Linked DNA regions of Homo sapiens: all the other regions are linked to region 1. Evidence: chromatin contacts called from ENCODE Hi-C or POLR2A ChIA-PET data. All regions are on one chromosome and are shown on one strand. Each heading gives the region's core, a stretch centred on a gene start or an enhancer-like site at or near the end of the contact. The rest is flanking DNA. Distances are from core to core; before and after follow the strand shown. Region 1 holds the start of PRECSIT (p53 regulated carcinoma associated Stat3 activating long intergenic non-protein coding transcript). Region 2 has its middle 41 kb from the start of LINC00431. Region 3 holds the start of ARHGEF7-AS2 (ARHGEF7 antisense RNA 2).

Evidence for each region. A loop is a pair of places that touch in the nucleus more often than their neighbours do. ChIA-PET counts read pairs that join two places held with the same protein, here RNA polymerase II (POLR2A). Pooled maps may share reads with other maps.
Region 2: a map of cardiac septum shows a loop between it and region 1 (7-fold over the local background). The contact joins the enhancer-like site here to the promoter of PRECSIT in region 1. A Hi-C loop is called at or near these places in 2 of 168 maps with a recorded cell type or tissue (aorta and cardiac septum) and 7 of 50 pooled maps.
Region 3: a loop to region 1 is called in a map of chondrocyte, with 5 times the contacts of the local background. The contact joins the promoter of ARHGEF7-AS2 here to the promoter of PRECSIT in region 1. A Hi-C loop is called at or near these places in 1 of 168 maps with a recorded cell type or tissue (chondrocyte) and 3 of 50 pooled maps. POLR2A ChIA-PET finds 5 or more read pairs at or near these places in 1 of 52 experiments (HEK293).

The regions. Positions count from the first base shown.
Region 1 is chr13:110,868,477-110,871,805 of GRCh38, forward strand. PRECSIT (p53 regulated carcinoma associated Stat3 activating long intergenic non-protein coding transcript) reads right to left here and starts at 1,832. Exons shown (of 1, transcript NR_027701.1): 1 at 1-1,832. RefSeq lists enhancers at 889-1,575, 933-2,132.
Region 2 is chr13:111,005,259-111,008,456 of GRCh38, forward strand. No RefSeq gene overlaps it. Among named protein-coding and RNA genes, the nearest start is that of LINC00431, 41 kb to the left of the region's middle. RefSeq lists a silencer at 2,055-2,184. Within about 2 kb of position 1,658, at least 27 of the 41 ENCODE cell types and tissues checked have a DNase peak (open chromatin) inside an H3K27ac peak, as active enhancers do.
Region 3 is chr13:111,114,246-111,117,353 of GRCh38, forward strand. It overlaps ARHGEF7-AS2 (ARHGEF7 antisense RNA 2), which reads right to left and starts at 1,433. Exons shown (of 2, transcript NR_046667.1): 1 at 1,302-1,433; 2 at 1-673. It overlaps ARHGEF7 (Rho guanine nucleotide exchange factor 7), which reads left to right and starts at 1,065. Exons shown (of 22, transcript NM_001354046.2): 1 at 1,065-1,446. The coding sequence starts at 1,282. RefSeq lists a silencer at 938-1,027.

The sequences.
Region 1 (3,329 bases), core at 582-3,081:
ACATGGTGAAACCCCATCTCTACTAAATATTGAAAAATTAGCCAGCATGGTGGTGGGTTCCTGTAATCCCTGCCACTCAGGGAGGCTGAGACAGGAGAATTGCTTGAACCTGGAAAGTGGAGGTTGTAGTGAGCTAAAATCACGCCATTGCACTCTAGCCTGGGTAACAGAGAGAGACGCTCTGTCTCAAAACAAAGAAACAAAAACAAACAAACCTTCAGTCCCAAGCAAATTGGGACAGTTGGTGACCCTGGTGGAGCACATGCTGTAAGATTATTTCCTAAACTATGAGTGGATAAGAATTGTTCTGAGTCTGTCCCTGTTCAGAGTCCTCATTCTTTTTCCTTTTCCTGTCAAAGCTAGTTTGATTCCTAGCAGGATTCTAGGTTAAACAACGGTTTCTTCTCAGACCTCTGGAATAGGTCCCATTGGCAGGCCACCCACATTGTCCTGAAAGTGTTCCTGACTGTCCACACGCATTAGTCCACAGGACGGAGCCACACAGCCAGGACGGAGCCGCACATCTGTTCTCCTCCACCTTTGGTCAATTCTATGCCCACCTGGTTCTTGGAAATGAACCAGGATATGTAACAAAATCCATTTTTTTCTCCTTAGGATGAAATGATGTTGAAGGAAAGAATGTTATTTGAGGACCTGCTGTCTGTCCTTTTGTTTAAAGTTGCCATTTCCAAGAACCTAATGACGACCTTAAGTGAGGAATTAGTGTGCTCATAAAAAAGTTTTAGACGTTTTACGCTTACAGGAAAATGGTGAGGATAATGCAGAGAGTTCTCATGCAACAGAAATTTCTACTATTATTCATGTCTTACATGAGATGGGCACACCCTGTCCCCGTGTCCGAGGACTGGACAAGCCCACTCTAGCGGTGCACAGCTGGGGCGTGCCCCTCGGCAGTGGGGTGACCTGGCCCTCTCGCCCAGTGATGTCCTCATGCTTTGTGTCACGTGAACCACAAAATCTGAGTGAAAACGAAAGTCCATGAATGTCCAGGGCAGCTACCAGACGTGCGCAAGTAAGTCTCATGAAACAAAAGCTTCCCTGGATGGGGACAAAACACACTTCCTTCCGCTTGTCACCATCCCTGGCTCCTTCAACTCGGTCCGTCTCCATGACGTGTTCCTCTGCTTCTCTTCCTCCGAATAAAAAGGAAACATGCCTCGTAAGGACAGCAGTGCCGGGCTGGAGCCGCCTCTCCCCATCAGCACTAATGGCGTGGTACCTCTCTGCCCGCCCTTCTCTCTCCTCACCTGTGTTTTCCTTTCTTCCCGAACCTCCTCTTGGCTGAGGCCTCATGGGAAAAATAGGGGCACTCGCCCCATGGGCCCCAGGGAAATGCCAGTACCCCGGGCCGGAGAGTAGCCGAGCCCCAGACTGAGTCGTTGCTCCATGGGCCACAAAAGCTGGTTCCCGCACAGCAGCCGCCCTGGGCCCCGGCAGACACGACAGAATGGGTTTCCTTACACAAACCGCGCTTGGCAGATGTTGCCTGAAAGACAGGAACTCCGAAATTCCAACAGAACGGCCAGCGGGTGGCTCTCTGCTCTGGCAGGCTGCAGGCTCTCAGGGACGCCATGTCTCCGGAAGGTCAGCGTCAAATGCTGGTGAGAACTCACTCACTCCTCACCTCCGTGACAGGCACGTGTGTTGGCTCCACCAGGGTGCAGAAGCCACACGAGCTGCTTTAACAGAAGACATTCATGTAAAGCACAGCTCTCGGGCCGTGGGGCTGTTAACCAGGAGGGTGCACAGTGCATGCACCGCCCAGGTTCCGGTCAGTTTTGCTCCCACAGTCATCACCCTGGAGGGCGTTTCATGTTGTTGCTGTGAGAATTTGCCGTTGCTTGAGTGAGTCATGCTGACGTGGCCCCTACTCCAGGGTTTCCAGTCTTTCTGCTCCTAGACTGACTCAGCGCTGGTCATTAGGTGCTGTCCATCAAGGGGAACTTGCCCTGGGCATGGAAAATGCTGACCAGCTCCCTGTTTTGGAAAATGACCTCATCCCCAGGCTGCCCACAGGAGGCGGAGCATGCCAATGCCGTTCCTTACTGGTGTGTATATTACTGTTTTTGTCCTTTTCATGCAGCCTGCGGAGTGTACCTCTATAGCTGTCATTTCACTCCTGTGTTTTCTCGGCCTTGGGCGAGGATCCCATGCTGCTGGTAATGAAAGCTGCCTGTTCCCTCGGTTGTTTTCACAGTCCCTCCTTTCTCTTCCAGAGAGAGGTTTTGTTTTGTTTTGTTTTGTTTGAGACAGGATCTCACTCTGTCACCTAGGCTGGAGTGCAGTGGCATGATCTTGGCTCCCTGCAACCCTGCCTCCCAGGCTCCCATCCTCCCTGCAACCCATCGTCCCACCTGTGAAGGGAAAATAAATCTTGGGCCCCCAAACTCAAGCCAAAGGGAAAAGTCAAGCTGGGAACTGGGTCATGCAAACCTGCCTCCCCTTTTGGTCCCTAAATAAGATGCTGCAAGATGAAAAACTGCACACCTCCCCTATATTTTGTCCACAAGGAAATTCCTAGTGAGCTCCGCAATCTTTACTGTAAGGTGTTTCTGTTAAGATTTCACCACAGCAATGCAAATCGATAGCTCATCTTTACAGGTGCAGTCAACCCCTGCCCGCCAGACACAAATGCAAACCTGATTGTTCCCCTGCCCCCTTTGTCTAAGTCATCTTGTGTAAAAATAATGCAGATTCAATGAGCCAAACGCATGACTATTTTTCTCTACCCGCCTCTTAGATGAAAATTGTGTACTTGTCATTATCTCACCCTTTCCCCTTTAAATTTGGAGCCCTCAAAATCATCTTCGGAGAAAGGTACAGACTGTCTCCCGAGTGTTCGTCCTTAACTTTGGCGAGTAAACCTCCTAAAATGATTGAGACTTGTCTTGTCATTTTTCTCAATTGATACACCTCAGTCTCCCAAGTAGCTGGGACTACAGGCATGCGCCACCAAGCCCAGCTAATTTTTGTATTTTTTGTAGAGACAGGGTCTCACGTTGTTGCCCAGGCTGGTCTTGAACCCCTGAGCTCAAACAACCTGCCCGCCCCGGCCTCCCAAAGTGCTGGGATTACAGGCGTGAGCCACTACGCCTAGCCAAGAGAATTTTAAAACCATTGAGGAAATAGTGCCATTGTTGTGAATCAGAGACTTGATGTGCTATTTCATGTAGTGGTTCCTGTCGTTTTGCTTGCAAAATTGGCTTCAATTATCTTGAATTATATGAACTGTCAGAAAAGCCCTGCGGCAGATGATGGTAACGAAAAGACATCCTTTAGCAGACAGGGAATAGGACTGATTCACTGAT
Region 2 (3,198 bases), core at 408-2,907, 140 kb after region 1:
TGAATCTGAAAATAAAGGCTTTGAAATGTGTAAAATCTCAGCGAGGGCCACTGAATTTTGATGGGCTTGCCCCGTGGTGACTGTTTCCGACCTTTCCCTACAATATGCAGGGTCATCTTCCCTTCTCAGTCACCCTCGATGTCTGAGTGGGCTTCTCAGCCTCCATGGTCGCCAGGTGACATCCAAGCATCCTGCCTGCCTTCCCCAGGAATCCTGCTAGGTGGATTTGGCCACAATCCCCCATGGCCCTGAGATTTCCGCTTACTCATTTTCCATCCACTGACCCCACCCTACTCCTTAGCTACAAATTCCAAGTGCTTGTGCTGTCATCAGAGCTGAGCTCATCTCCCTCCACTGCGAGACCCACAGCAGCAGTCCCTGAACCTGTGGCCACTGCCCCTTGAGTAAATTCTGCTTTCCCTCTTCAGCAAGTATCATTGGATCATTTTTCTCTTTCGCCGTAGCTTTAGCTGAGTAATTGGAAGTTTCAAGCCTTCAAAAACACAAGAAACGCCTGCTGTACCCTACTTGCAGGGATGTGTAGAATCAGGTGCAATAATGTGAATCAAAGTATATTTAAATATTGTGGAAGTAAAAGGAGACCACTCAGACGAGAAACGCAGAACCTATCATTCGGAGCTTGCTGTAGCGAGGGCATCAGCTGCCGTCTCAAGAGCTTGAGAGGTACTGGAAGGCAGGCAGGGGAGTGGGAGAGATTTATGATGAAGACAAGGGGAGGCTCCTGCAGGCACGCCCTGAAGGTGGCTGTTGGCCTGAGGATGCTGCAGGCTGTGGCTGAATGAGGCACGCCGTGTGACCGGTGAGGGAGCGTGTTTGGCTCTCTATTCTTGCTCCTGAGTTGGAAGTAGGGACAAAAATTTGGGAAATTATTAATCTAGTCTGGACCATCGGGCCGATTGTTCCAGAATTATTGTTTGCAATCTGACTTCCTGCAAGTTTGACCTGCATTAGACGGCTGCCCAGGCTGGGCTTTGTGTCTCCACCCGGAGCTGGCTTCCGGGGCAGCAGCTGCAGGCTGTGTGTCCAAGCTCTGTTTTTATGTCTGCCCTGGCCACTGTCCATGTGTACATTTCGTTTCTCCACATGTATTAAAGTACTAATAATAATTCCTAATATGTGACTAAACTGATTTATGACATTAGTGTCCAATATTTCTGAAAATAGAGTATTTTTAAGCAAAATTCCAAAATATTAATTGAACTAAATAGACACTTTCCCAGAAACTTCCTTCAGAAAGCAACAGCTGCTGCTATTTAAAGATTTCCCTGAAATCAACTGCCCGGAAAGTTGAGCTGGTTTAATTGTGAGGTCCTCCGGGCTCGGGCTCAGCAGAGAGGGTGGGAGTAGGAACAGGTGGCTGGACTCAGTACCCAGGCCACTCTGTGCCCGGTGCCTGATTCTTCTATCAGAAGTCACAGAATTGGGAAGGAGCTCAAAAAGGGGCTTGTCCGGACCTCTCCCTGGAAGAGTACGTCTACATTATTTGTTAAGCAGTTCTACTGAGACCACAATCATCTTACTTGGCAGCTGATTGTGGATTCTAACTTCCAGAAAAGTCAAGTGGGAGGAGAAATTATATGAGGAGCCAAAGGCAGCCATGGGAACAAGGCAAGGAGTCTGTCTGTGGGACTGAAGGCTCCACACGAGGACGTCGCGACTGTTCTGGAGCCTTCGCTGGCTGAGGCTGAGTCATAGGAGACTGTACTGTCAGCGGGAGACCTCCCACCAGGCCTGAATTGGCCGACCTCACAGTAACACACACTCAAAAGCCCTTGGCTAAACACTCTTATTCCTGTCCTCTCTTTAAGACTTCACTTTCTTAGCAGCAGGCGTTGCCAAGGGATTTTGTTATTTTTAATAGCTTTATGGGATATGTAATAGTCTGTTTTCACACCGCTAAAAAGAGCTACCTGAGACTGGGTAATTTATGAAGAAAATACGTTTAATCACCTCAAAGTTCCATAGGCAGTACAGGAAGCATGGCTGGGAGGCCTCAGGAAACTTACAATCATGGTAGAATGCAAATGGGAAGGAAGCAAGTCTTTGTATGGTGGGGCAGGAGACAGAGAGAGAGCAAAAGGGGAAGTGCTACACACTTACAAACCACCAGATCTCGTGAGAACTCACTATCCTGAGAGCAGCACGGAGGAAAGTGCCCCCATGATACAATCACCTCCCACCAGGTCCCTCCCCCAACACTGAGGATTACAATTCAGCATGAGATTTGGGTGGGGACACAGAGCCAAACCATATCAGGGTGCAAGTGCATACATAGCTTGTGTAGTGGTGAAGTCAGGGCATTTAGAGCATCCATTACTAGAATGACATGTTGTACCCATTCAAATATTATTTTTAATGCACTTTAGAAAATCTCAAGCGTATATAAAAATTGTCACTTGCACTACAATAAAATGCTTCCCCTCACCCTAACCATTTGAGAATAAGTTGAGGTCATGATGTTCCATCGCCCCCAAATGGCCTCAGTGTACATTTTTTATGCATTTTTTATGAGGGGTTTCTCTCACACAGTTACAAAATGCCTATCCAAGTCAGGAAAATTACATTGTTACATTATACATTATGTAATAATACATTTCAGAACCATTACCACTATCTTATCCTTAGGCCCAGTTTAGCATTAACCCTTAGCCTCAAGTTTAGCGTGATGATGAATATACTGATTAATAGAATCAAATAAATAGCCTTTCCATATGTCTATGATAACTAACTATAAGATGTAATTTAGAAACATTTCTCACATATGAGAGGACTTTAAAAAGTTTATGAAAAAATGGAATTAAGAGATAAAAGTTTAAAATATGATTTTATTTCTCAACACGAGTTCCATCAAGTTCCAGACACTTTTGTAAGCAATGATACCATTCACTTAGTCCATCCCTAAAGAACTAAGTGTCCTGGGAATTTAACCATGTCAGTGCAGTCTTTTTTACATTATTAACTGGGAAAAAATGGGTGTCTTTTACAGATTTTTTAAATATTAGGAAGTAAAGAAGTCAGAAGGAACCTATCCAGGGTGGATGGTTAAAGATTTCCCATTGAAACTCTCGCAAAATCGCCCTCACTTGATGAGAGGAATGAGCAGAACCTTTGTTGTGGTGGAGGAGGACTCTCTGGTGAAGCTTTCTCAGGTGTCTGTCTGTTAAAGCTTTTGCTAAC
Region 3 (3,108 bases), core at 183-2,682, 250 kb after region 1:
AATTAGTGATTGCAAGAGAAATCCACCGGCAGAAGGCAGGGGGAGACGACTTAAGCCTCTGATTATTTTTGGAAGCTTTATATGCTTTCTAGCCTTTGTCATTGAATGGATTAATGTATGTGCCTGGCATAGACTAAGTGCTTTGCTTGTTAAACTGCCCGCGGGTCATAGCGAGCAAACTGGGGGAGCGCCCAGGGACAGTGGATGGAGTGAGTGGAGACTCGTGTCCTTTTAAGAAGAGGCTCCATTTCTTCCTCGCATGTCAATGTGTGCGTGTCATCAGTTGTTCGAGGAAGCTCGCGCATGACGCGACACTTGCCGTCTGGGCTCTCCAGGTTCGGCCTGCTGCTTTCACAGCCCAGATCTTCGGCGTCCCCGAGACGCAGCCAGGCGCCCGGCCCGGCCCGGCCCGGCCCTCTGCACAGCCCCACTTCAGGCCACGCCGTTTCCTTGACCTTCCCCCGGCAGGGTCTGAAGCGTCACCGTCCGTCTAGAGCAGAGTCGCGCAGGCCCCTGCCCTGCCGGTGAGGTCGGCGCCGCGCTCCGGAGAGTCGGTTCCTCCCGATTCAGACCCATATGGCTTCAGATGGAACCATCATTTCTGTTCCGTCATGACCGGCTTGCAAGGTAGCAAAGCGAAACAAACGTCTCGTTTTCAGCCTGTCCCCGCCACCTTGAAATAAAACCGGCAAAAATAAAAAGAGCATTCTGGGAAGTACTTCATCATTTCAACGCTCACGAATTCAAAACATAAACAAAGGCTTCCGAGTGCCCCGGCCAGGGGCGCGGGGCGCACGGCGGGCCCGGGGCAGGTAAGCGCAGGTGCGCGCCCGCCCCCACCCCCGGCTCCCTCCCCATCCGCTCCCCGCTCCCCTTCCCCTTTCCCTTCCCCGCCCGCTCCCAGCCGCCGCCGCCGCCCCGCGCACGGCCTGGAGCGGAGGCTGCGCAGGGCGCGGGGCGGCGCGGGCCGGGCGCGGGCCGGGCGGACGGCCGCGTCTTTCTTCTCCTGGCGGTGATGTCATTGGGCGACGGCGGCCGAGGCCGGGGGGCGGCGGCGGGCGCCCGCAGGTTCCCGAGCCGCTCCTGAGAAGGCGCCTGACAGCGGGCCGGGGCGCACGGAGAAGCGGGCCGGGCCGGACCTGCTGGGCCGCGCCGAGCCAATCGCCGGCGCCGGCCGCTCGATGGGCGAGGCGGCGGCGGCGGCGGCGGGGGCCGCGGGCCGGGCCGCCGCTCCGAGGTGAAGGCGCGCGCCCCTCCCCGCCTGCCTCCCGGGCCGCAGCGATGAATTCCGCCGAGCAAACCGTTACGTGGCTCATCACTCTGGGGGTGCTGGAGTCGCCCAAAAAAACCATCTCGGACCCGGAGGGCTTTCTGCAGGCGTCGCTGAAGGATGGGGTGGTCCTCTGCAGGCTGCTGGAGCGCCTGCTCCCCGGGACCATCGAGAAAGTAAGTCCCGGCCCGCGCCCCCGCCCGCGCCCCCCGGTCCGGCCCGCTGCGGCCCGGGATGCGCGCGGAGCACCTGAGGCCGGCCGCGCTCGGGAAACCCGTGCGCCCTCCTTTGTGCGCGGAGCGGCGGCGCGGCCGGCGCCAGGACCGTGGCGGGAGCTCGGGGGGCGCCATTGTGTGCGGGGCAGGGGGAGGGGGCCGGGGAGCGGGGTCGGGGGGAGGGGCGGCGCGGGCGGCGGGGGTCCCCGGGAAGGAGAGTGCACCGCAGCGAGGAGACGGGGCTTCTGCGCCGCCCGAACGCTAAGTTGCCCCTCCGCGTGGGGGGCCGGCCCCGCTCCCTGGCAGCAGCCGCATCGGAAACCGCGTTCCGACGCGGTGCGGCTCACTCCGCTGGCTTTGTGTGGACAGTTCTTGCCGGTGGCGTTGCGTGAGTTTCGCCTCCCAGGTTAATTGACCGGTTGCTCTGTATTTTTAAAGAGGCACGCATCTGTAGCTGAGGGCTGCGCTGTGAAACGATCTACTACTTTCCCCTCGAGAAAATTCCCCACCTATCCGAGCCGAGAGGACGGCAGACACAGGGTCTAAGTCCTGGCACTCTTCAAGGCTTGTTAAAATTCTAGATTTCGTTCTCAGGTCCCTCCCTCGTTCTGAACAGAACCTTTAGTCCTGCAGGCACTGCTTCTCCCTTCCGGCTGGTGGTTCCCAGGCTGGAGCGTGTGAACCCTGACCCGAATCTCTGGAAGTGATTAAAGTTTGTTTTCATCGCCCACAAGCCGGCCAGCAGGGCCGAGGAGGCAGGAGAGTTTCTAAAAACGATGTCTCCCTGTAGCTCAAAATACTAAAATCTTATTCCCAGGGTGTTTCTTCGGGGGGTGGGGTGGGGGTGGGGGTGGCCAATATATAGCGTTAAGATCAACAGTTATTTAAAAGGTGTTAAATATAGAAATTGAAGTGTACCATAATTAGGAAGAAGGATTTCAGTTTTTAAGTGGGGTGTATTGGCCCCCATACAGGATGACAACAACTTGTAAATAAAATGCCACGTAAGTGACTTGAAAAAGTAAAATGTTTAATTTTTTTCATTCACATGTACATATTCTCTTGCTACATTTTAAATGAGGTCAGAAAACATTTTATTTAATATGAATTTGGCTTGCATTCCACTTTTAGCTATTTTTCTTACTTGGAACATCTTTATGAAAACAGAATCTGCATATTAGAGTGAATGGCTGCCTGCCTGTCCATGAAATAAAAATGTTCCTTAAAAATGAACCTGATGTCACAGTGAAATTATGATTTAAGACAGGAGGACTGAGGAGCAGGAGCTGACTTTCAAGGCATTCAAAATACTTTGCTGTTTGGATACTGGTACCTCTGGTAATGAAAGACAGATGTTGAAAAGTGTTGAAATGCATGCAAAGTTCACCAAAATAGGCTTAAATAAAATTCTGTTCCATCCCTAAGAGCAAAGCTTTAAGAAGTGTCATATGCTGTATTGATAAAAACATGTCGCCATCAAAGAATATGTTGTTTGGCATATTAACTGTATTAATATTGATTGGCCGACTTCAATAATCATTTTCTTTTAAATTATAGAAAGATTTTCCTAGAAAACCGTAGCGTTCATTTCATCTCTAAAACAACAAAGAGAAGAACGAATAA